Regions from separate parts of the Homo sapiens genome. Here region 2 is linked to region 1. A link is a contact called in ENCODE Hi-C or POLR2A ChIA-PET data. All regions are on one chromosome and are shown on one strand. The core of a region is the stretch at or near the end of the contact, and the rest is flanking DNA. Distances in the headings are between cores, read along the strand shown.

Evidence for each region. A loop is a pair of places that touch in the nucleus more often than their neighbours do. ChIA-PET counts read pairs that join two places held with the same protein, here RNA polymerase II (POLR2A). Pooled maps may share reads with other maps.
Region 2: a map of naive thymus-derived CD4-positive, alpha-beta T cell shows a loop between it and region 1 (6-fold over the local background). The contact joins the promoter of LINC02552 here to the enhancer-like site in region 1. A Hi-C loop is called at or near these places in 3 of 168 maps with a recorded cell type or tissue (CD4-positive, alpha-beta memory T cell and naive thymus-derived CD4-positive, alpha-beta T cell) and 12 of 50 pooled maps. POLR2A ChIA-PET finds 5 or more read pairs at or near these places in 4 of 52 experiments (CD4-positive, alpha-beta T cell, CD4-positive, alpha-beta memory T cell, Caco-2 and 1 more).

Annotation. Positions count from the first base shown.
Region 1 is chr11:104,702,445-104,707,374 of GRCh38, reverse strand. No RefSeq gene overlaps it. Among named protein-coding and RNA genes, the nearest start is that of LINC02552, 96 kb to the right of the region's middle. RefSeq lists enhancers at 1,435-1,554, 1,565-1,694. Within about 2 kb of position 1,399, at least 13 of the 41 ENCODE cell types and tissues checked have a DNase peak (open chromatin) inside an H3K27ac peak, as active enhancers do; they include CD4-positive, alpha-beta T cell, where a contact is called at or near this core.
Region 2 is chr11:104,606,092-104,610,870 of GRCh38, reverse strand. It overlaps LINC02552 (long intergenic non-protein coding RNA 2552), which reads left to right and starts at 1,569. Exons shown (of 4, transcript NR_120585.1): 1 at 1,569-1,634.

The DNA.
Region 1 (4,930 bases), core at 150-2,649:
TGGAAGCCATCTTTTTGAAACGCTGATATGGTTTGGCTCTGTGTCCCCACCCAAATTTCACCTTGAATTGTAATCACCATAATCCCCACCTATCAAGGGCGGGACCAGGTGGAGGTAATTGGCTCATGGGGGTGGTTTTCCGCCATGCTGTTCTCATGATAATGAGTGAGTCTCAGGAGATCTGATGGTTTTATAGCATCTGGCATTTCCCCTGCTTGCACTCACTCCATCCTGCTGCCCTGTGAAGAAGGTGCCTGCTTCTCCTTTGCCTTCCACCATGATTGTATCTTTCCTGAGGCCTCCTCAGCAATGCAGAACTGTGAGCCAATTAAACCTCCTTTTTTTATAAATTACCCAGCATCAGGTATTTCTCCATAACAGCATGAGAACAGACTAATATAAATGTTAACATAAAGGAAGACAGTGCTCCTATCTCCCAGTTTCTGTGGAAGGATAATAATCTAACTTTTGTGGGCACCTTGCTCCAATTTGCAAAGCTAAAGCTATGTTCTATCATAAAGGTATATGGTTTTGATTGTTTGTTTGTCTCTCTCGATATAGCCAATATGCTAACACAGATGGTCACCCCAATTACAAGGTAAAGTTAGGATGAACTGTGTGACAAAAGGTGCTGTCAGTCCTCTTACTTGACAACTAGTTATTGTTCATCTTGAAAAATGTATGTAATGGGTTACTTGATTATATAAGGGGTAGAGATTCCTTTCTGTCTTTGCAATCTCTTAATGGATTTCCTGTGATGTGCATCATATTATGGTGTAATGCTTTTTCAATAATAAAAGTGTTCTCTTTCTCTACTGTCTTTGTGGATAATTTCTGGGTTGAGAGAATATTTTGTTTTTAATTATATTTCTTCAACACTTGCAAGCCCAAAGCCTTTTTAGTTAATGTGGATATGTGAAATACACTGGTATAAGGATGTGTCAACAGTAGTGACTATGGGAAACAGGTCACTGTTAACAGCATGAAAATTCCATTTTTTAGCACTAGCCAATATAAATAAACAAAATTTTAGCTTATAGACTGACAGTCTGCAGTACTGCTTTATGTGTAGGCTGTGTTCTTGAAAATTTCACATATATATATACACACACACATACACACACACACACATAAAAGCCCATAAATTGTTTTTAATTTAAATAAATTGGTCTTCAGATATCTTGGGGGCAGCCACTTTTGCAGTTTCATATTTTTGTAATGCCAATCCAGCAGTACCAACATTATCTCATCTGTAAATTCAGATCTCTCTACATAAAACTAACAGAAACTCATTACTTAGTATACTGTGGTGAGAAACTTCCTGCCATACCAGCTCCTCTGCCTCCATTAAGGACCATTATGACAGACACACCACACAAAAGCACCCCGTCAGCTAGACTTGTTCCTGGAAATGGCCAGCCACAGAAAATCTTCAGTCTCTAACATTGAATAAGACTTCCTGTTTTGAAATATTCTGAAAATGCCGGCTCACCTAGTTCCAGCACACCAACTAATCTCAAATATACCTGAATAAGTCTCTGCTTCCACATCCCACTTTAATGTAATGCTCACCAATTAGAGACGCTTTCAGCATTTTTTTCTTTTTTACCAGGTAAAATTTACTCTCATTTCTAACATCCTTGTACCTCTGCTGAAATGAAAGTGATGACAGATGGGTTCTCTTCCTGCACATTTATGAATAATCAGCCTGTGTTAATTTTAACTTGGGTTCAGTTTTGTATTTGACAGTGTATGATGTATATTTACTTGTTTCTATCCTACACAGTGTAAAGGCTTTCCGAGGGCAAGAGTGTATATGCTTACATTTTTACTGCCTGACACTGCCTGGCACACTAGGAGATCCAATTTATATTGACTGGACAGATTCATGTGTCTTGATAAAGCTGTTAGTTAAAAAAGAATCCTTAGTTTTAATGGTAGTGTATTTTATGGAAGTAAACAAAGACCATCTGAATGAGAACAAGCAAAGTTTATTTATTCAGAGTTTTTAATTGCAAAGGAATCAGCCATCATTGCTTGCATTTTGGCAGACTCAAAGTGCAGCAGAAAAGTAGGGAAGCTTCATAGTTGAGAAGAGGAAAGGCTTCAACTATTATTCCCTGATTGGAGGCTGTTGTTGTGGGGTGGCTAACTAGAAGTGAAGCATCGATGGAATTGGTTAGAGGTGTATAACTGGCTTTCTCTAGTTGGTCCTAAGTTGGAAGCAGGGACAAAAATTATTAAAGTTGTCAGTTATTAATCAAGGCCTGGTCATTTGGGGTCAATTGTAATAGGAGTTATTGTTTGGCTTCCTGGATTTATTATTAGAGATAACATTCTGACTTCCTACAAGTCAGATGTGTAGCAAGCTGGCATCCTGTGCTGGTAGCTGCAAATTGTGGGTTAGGGTTCTATTTTTCTATATGGTCTGGCTTTCACTCATTTGTATATTCTGTCTCTCAATTCCTTCAGTAGCATCCTAGAAAAGACTCTATTGTTAGTTCATCCTTCTTATTGAGCAGATCTATCTTCCTTATCCAGACTCTAAAAGCTTTAGGGATCCCTATTGCCTAACAAAAAAAGTCAAAATCCTTTAGCCTGGCACAATCCAGACTCAAACCATCTTCTCGGCCTTTATAGCCTGCTGTTCTCTTCCATGCATCCAGCAATGTAAGCAAACTGGAGTCCTTTCTATTGCAAAATACAACTATGCTTTCTGGCTTTTGTGCCTTCAAATCAGCTCTCTCCTTTTTTTCTGATCTCTTCTCCATCCACTTTCCATCTCTGCCAATTCCTAGCTGAGAATCCCTGAAGGCCAAGTTGAAATGTATTTTCCTTTTCTGAACATTTCATAAAACTTCACTTTAAATGCTTTTCAGAGTAAAGTACTATGTAACTATAATATGTATACATTGCTTTTATCTATGTTAGAAAAATTATCTAAACCTTGAAAATAAGAAAAAATGTGAATAGCACATTTTTTCAGTGTCCCATGAAAGCAAAACATCATTTATGGGAATGTACATGATTACCTCACTATTTACCCAAGGTCTAAGACTTAAGAAAGGGAAGTTAGACTTTTAAACTGATTTTTTAAAAATTAGACTTTAACTTGTAGACTTTTTTAGAAAGATGAAATTAATTTCTCTCTTGTACGATATACAATTCCAAAATTTTATATCCCTTTCTATGAGTTTTGTCTCTAACCTGGTGATCTCAAATAATATTACTTACAAATAATTACTTTTCAAATGTTCTTTATATCAATTAAAACTTCTTATTAGGCCCGGCGCGGTGACTCACACCTGTAATCCCAGCACCTTGGGAGGCCGAGACGGGCGGATCATGAGGTCAGGAGTTCAAGACCAGCCTGGCCAACATGGTGAAACCCCATCTCTACTAAAAATACAAAAATTAGCCAGGCATGGTGGTGTGCACCTGTAATCCCAGCTACTGGAGAGGCTGAGGCAGGAGAATCTCTTGAAGCCAGGAGGCAGAGGTTGCAGTGAGCGGAGATCACACCATTGCACTCCAGCCTGGGCAACAGAGTGAGACTGTCTCATAACAAAACAAAACAAAAACAAAAAAAACTTACTTGTTCCTTTGTTAATTAAGAACTAGAATACAATTTTTGACATGTGTACATTTTATATATTCATGAGTCATGCTTTTACCCATTTGGAAGTTATACTTTGAGATGGGTGTGTTAAAAACACTGTTAGGAGAGTGAACTATTCTGTATGGAACTAGAATGGTGGCTACATGTCCACCATTTGTCCCAACTCACAGAATGCACAACATCAAGAGTCAACCCTAATGTGAACTATGGAGTCTGGGGGATATAATGTTTCAATGTTGATTCATGGATTATAACAAATGGACCACTCTGGTGGGGGATATTGATAATGGGAAAGGCTAAGCATGCATAGGTACCAAGGTTGTATGGAAAATCCTGTGCCTTCTGCTTGATTTTATTGTAAACCTAAAACTGCTCTGGAAAAATAATTAATTAAAAGCAAAACAAAACGTAACACCTTAAGGTGTGCTTTAATTTTTTTCCATTGTTTATTTCCTTAGAGGTCTCATTCCATTGTGTTATATATAATATACGTTCAATACATGCTTGATGAATAGCCTATCCAATTTTGGTTAATAATGAATCCAAAGAAACATTTCTTTTTGAATAACCAGAATATAATCTTATATCTTTAGTGAAAATTTATGTTTTGGTTAGGTTTTTTTTTATTAGCCAAACGATATTTGGCTCATCATGTAAGTTGATTAAAATGTGTAAGTGAAATGTATGTTTACTTATATCATCAGATGACAATAAATAATTTGTATTATTAATAAAAAATGTAAAGCACACAAATAAGCCATAACCTCAATTAAAAAGTCAAACAACGCTCTTAAAGCTCCACATTATCAGGTGGCATTACTCAGTCAGAGGTATCTTTATAAACTCAAAACCTGTAATTTGGCCTACAATAGCACCTGAAATGAATTTAATTCCCTGATGTCAACACAAACAATTTCAAAGTGAAGTTTTCTATGCATGTAGAAAGTTATATATGGAAGTTCTTAAGTTACCTGACAGAAACAAATCCATGTTGTAGACAAAATGTCAGTGGGATTTAAGAAGAAAAAAAAAAAAAAAAAGAGGTTACATGAGGGACAATGAGTTATCTCAAGCTTGAAATTAACATATAATCTGCAGCAAATACATATACTTGTGAAATAGCTTTATCCAAAAGAAAATCCGTCTCGTGTAAATTTTCAGCAGTAATATATGAAAAGGATAATACATCATTCCCAGGAGGCTTTATCTAAAGAACAAAAAGCTGTTTTAACTCTCAAAAATCAATCAGTATAATTCATCATATTAATAGAATAGAAAAGATAAGCCATATGATTATCCTAATAGATGCAT
Region 2 (4,779 bases), core at 320-2,819, 97 kb after region 1:
TTTAAATTAAGATTTTAACCTCCTGACGTTCAAACCAACAAGCCAATCACTATCCAACTAGAGAGACATGTCTTACAAATAAGATGACACGACAAAAATCACTTGTCTTGAATCTATGTTTATTGCACAAGAGATTTGAAAAAAGACTAGTTGTTTATTAATATTTTGACAGTGAATTTTTATATTAAAATAGCTTTTCCAATGGATTATACACCCAGAAACCATCCCAAATATATTTGTCTATATCCTGAAAGGCTGCTACCTAAAAATGATGGTATGGCATGTGTTCAAACATGACATCCATTTCATTTTACAATTTTATCTTTTTATATAGCAGGTAGATTTCTGGCTATCCTACACAATATAATTTTTTGTTTCCAAGAAGACCAGATGAGGTAGGCATCTGTATTAGAAATACGCTAGACCTCCCTATCAGAATCTACCTGTCCAGAAATAGTATTATTTATTGTATCCCTTTTTGATCCTTGTTACCAGCCTCAAAGTAGCAAGGCTTCTTCAAAGAAGCTTAGCTTTGATCGTGACCAGAGCCAGGTTGACAGGTGAGATGTTAAAGTTTGTTTTGCCCCAACATGATCTTGTCATGACCCATTTTGGTGCCATGCAGCTGAAGGTATGTTTTGGTTGAGGATTCTAACTATTCTAACTTCCAGTGAATTCATGCACAGCTGGATCTTGTTGGGAAAAAGAATCATCTTTCAACCCTTCAATGGTATTTCCTACTTACCATTTCATTTAACATTTATCAGAGTGCCACCTTTGTAGTAAAATGCTGAAGTGAAAATTCTTATGTTTAATAGCAGGGAAAAGTGAAAATGATTGTATCTGATTGAATCTGTACTTGCAGTGAACAGTTTAAATTTAAATTGGGAAGGTGCCAGAGGCCTATTGGCTTCCTTCCGTAATTGTCAAGTTCCATGGAATGGAGGAAGTTATTTTAATTCCAAGTAACAAGAATAATTTTGCATCCTGAGATCCAGTGCTGCTACTTAAAACCAAAATACACCAACATTTTATGGCACAGAAATACAGAAGATCCTTCTTGCCAAATGCCTCTGTGTTTATTTACTTCAAGTCCCAGAAGAACAACCCAGATCAATTTTGCCACTGACATTATAAATAGCATAGCAAATTCATAAGGAGTCTTTTCTTCAAAGAACGGAAACTAATCTGAAGTCTGATTAAACTCACAGGGTCCTTGTGAGGGAGATGGGAAGAGGCAGAGTATTTTGTCTAATTTCAAGTTCAAGAAAGCAAAGAACACAAAAGTTAAGTGGCTGGTGTCCATTTACTCAAGTAAATGTATTCAGGAGTTGAGCCAGAAATAAAGATCAAGTCTTCTGGCCCATGCACTAGGCCCCATGCTGCCTCACAGCTTTCAAAACCTTCATTTTCTTGGGAAATGCTAAAAAGCTTTCCCCTACCATACATACTAGATTCAGACACACTGCCATCTACTGACCCACCAAAGGATGTGCCAGCACAAGACATCCTGACCTTCAAGGGAGGGAGGAACACCTTGAGAGGAGTTGAGATCCTGCTTTCTCTTCAGAATGCCATCTCTAGGATGCCAATGGGCTGTGTCTACAGTACTATGTAGGAAAGTGCTGCAAGAGGTAAGTGAATTTAGAATATTTCCTCCCCGATGAAGGGATTAGTATTCTGGCACTATTAATATTTATATAACGATGTCACAATGCACCATGTTGTCTATATGTGGGATATCCTTGAAATAACCCCTTCCTCTCGTACTCTTATTTTGACATATTCGTCTAGGGATTTGAATAGTATAAGACAGCCTTTCTTTTTCACATAAAACAGTTTGAGGAATGCCATACGATTTTTGTGTTGTCTATTTTGTCTTTCACTGGTGTCCTATAAGATGTGCTAGTTATCCTACATGATGCCAAGAAAGGCATAATAGAAACCAAGCTAAATAGCCACAGTCCTGTGCTTGTAGAAAATATCATAAAATGTCCTAAAAGAGCTCTAACAATAGGAGAACTAGGCTCCTAACTATAATTTCAGCAATATTCTTTTTCGTTCAGAGCCAAGGTATTTTTTTCCCAGAAAAAATATCAGTGTCTTTCTTGCCACATCAACCCTTTAGAGGTTGCCTACATTCTTCCTAGAATAAAAGTAACATTTTAAAGACTTCATCAAGCGATGATGAATACAATTACTGTTTTTATTCCATTTTTACAGCCAAAAATTAAAGTTATGATGTTTGTCTATTGCTTGTGATTGTACTTAGTCCATTGCCTCTAAGAAAGAAGTTGAATTTAAGTATGTGGACCATATATTTCTTTTTTGATGAGTGTAAATGGATAAAATTAATATCTTAATATATAATCAGTGTCTATAAAAGAATCCACGTAGTAGCAGAGAAGCATTTGTGCCATGCTGGTTACTTGTCTTCATTTGCTTTGAGATCTCAAGAAAAGTTTATTTCCCAGGATGGTGGTTCACAGGCATTGTGGTTGAGGACTATACATAGAAAACTAATTGTGAAAATAGAACTTATTCCTATTCTTTCAGGATATGAAATCTTATGTTCATGACAATTTAATTGTTTTTATAAAATAATTGGTTTGGCATTACAGTTAGTAAAGCAGAACTTATCCTTTGAAGTTTACAGCTTGGAACTCAATCTGAAGAAGACCACTGATTTAATTTGGAATAAATGTCTATATGTGTCCAACCAAATCTTTACAGAAATATCTTAAGTCTTCTTAGGCAGAAATAAGAAACTGTTGTTTCCAAATTTTTTAAATGTCAAGAGGGTCTCTAAAATTATGACAGAGATGAGGGATACAAGGAGAGATACATAAAGAATGGAAACATCTGGGAGTTTTACTGACTCAGTGAAACTAGGGCATTGTGAAAACCTAATTGAAAAATCTACAGAGAGAAAAGTCCAGTTCACAAATCTGGCCCTCACATGTTCAGTCCTTAGTAAAGGCTTATTAGATATTGCAAGATGAGAGTGAGGTCCAGGAATGGTTAAATGAAAAATGAGAAAATAAAAGGTTATGAGGAGAGCAGGAAGGAATAATAATAGGAGGGTGCCAAGGCATTTGAACATCTTTGTTATGAGCTTGGACAAGATGCTAGACATTTAGAAAGCTTACCTGAGTTAAACTGAACTACCAAACTTATTGAGAAGCAGTAACAAGAACAAAATGTTCTTTAGCCTTGTTCTATTTAAAGCAGATGCATGCATATTAATCTTTTACAACATGATATTTATATTTGATTCTTCTTGTAAAACCATCACAAGACATCAACTCGTCAGAATACATAGATTTTTTAAATGTTTGCAGAAACTATCTTCCTGACACTGGAATGGTGAATTAATTCAAGTGTTATCCATATGTTTCCTCTGTTATTCTTTCTTTTAATTTTTCTGTCATTATATTTTTGATGATTTAAGACAGAGATACAACATCACATTTTCTTAAATAAAGAATATAAAAATAATTTCACACAGAATTAAAGGTATTTGTACAAATTAGTATGGTTTGTTTTAGATAAAAGATTAAGTAATCAGTTAAATCTCCTAGACCTAGGTGAGCCATAAGAAACACAGGCAGCGTCTGGCATTCTTGTAGAGTTGAGGAGACAGCTGAGAGTTCCCAGACAAAAGCAGCTAGGGTTCACAGAGCATGAGCGAGGGGAGAGCTGCATGGGGAGAAAACTCTGGCAATTTCTATCAGGTCTTTCTCAAGTGTTTCAGGAGAGAACTCATCTGCACACGTGTGGGTGAAATCTACTCGAAACTGAAGAATGAACCTCTGGAAGGACTAAGGGGAACAATTCTTGGAGCTCAGGTTAGGCCAAGAATATTTTATTTTTCTTCACCATCCAGAAGGGTCAGTTCATCAAGAGGATATAGCATTGTGAAGTATTTATGCAAGTAGTAACAGAGCTTCAAAATACATGAAACGAAAATAGATAAAGCTGCAAGGAGACACATATTCAAAAAATAGTTTAAGGTTTCAATATCCCACTCTCAATAATTGATAGAAAAAGTTATGCTAATTCTATACAAACTCTTCCAAAAATTGAAAAGTATGGAATACTTTCCTAATCAGTTAATGATGCTAGCATTACTCTGACACTAAAACAAACAAACAAAAAAAGCATTTTAAGAAAAGAAAACCGGCTGGACACGGTGGCTCACGCCTATAATCCCAGCACTTTGGGAGGCCGAGGCAGGTGGATCACAAGGTCAGGAGATCAAGAATATCTTGGCCAGCATGGTGAAATCCCATCTCTACTAAAAATACAAAAATTAGCCAGGTATGGTGGCACGCGCTTTTAATCCCTGCTACTCCGGAGGCTGAGGCAGAAGAATCACTTGAACCCAGGAGGCGGAGATTGAAGTGAGCTGAGATCGCACTATTGCACTCCAGCCTGGGTAACAAGAGTGAAATTCGTCTCAAAAATAAATAAAATAAAATAAAATCAGAGACCGATATTTTGCATGAACATAAGATATAATAATTCTTAACTAAATGTAAAAAAAAAAACAGAATCCAACAATATGGAAAAAGCATAACGCATCATTACCAAATATGTATTATCCCATAAAATGCAAAAGTGGTTTAACATTTGAAATTTATCAATATAATTTACCATGTTAACAGATTAAAAAGAAAAAATATACAGTAATCTAAATAGATGCAGAAAAAAACTAAGACAATCGGATTTAACATCTATTTCTGATAAAAACTCTCAGCACATTAGAAAAAGACAGGA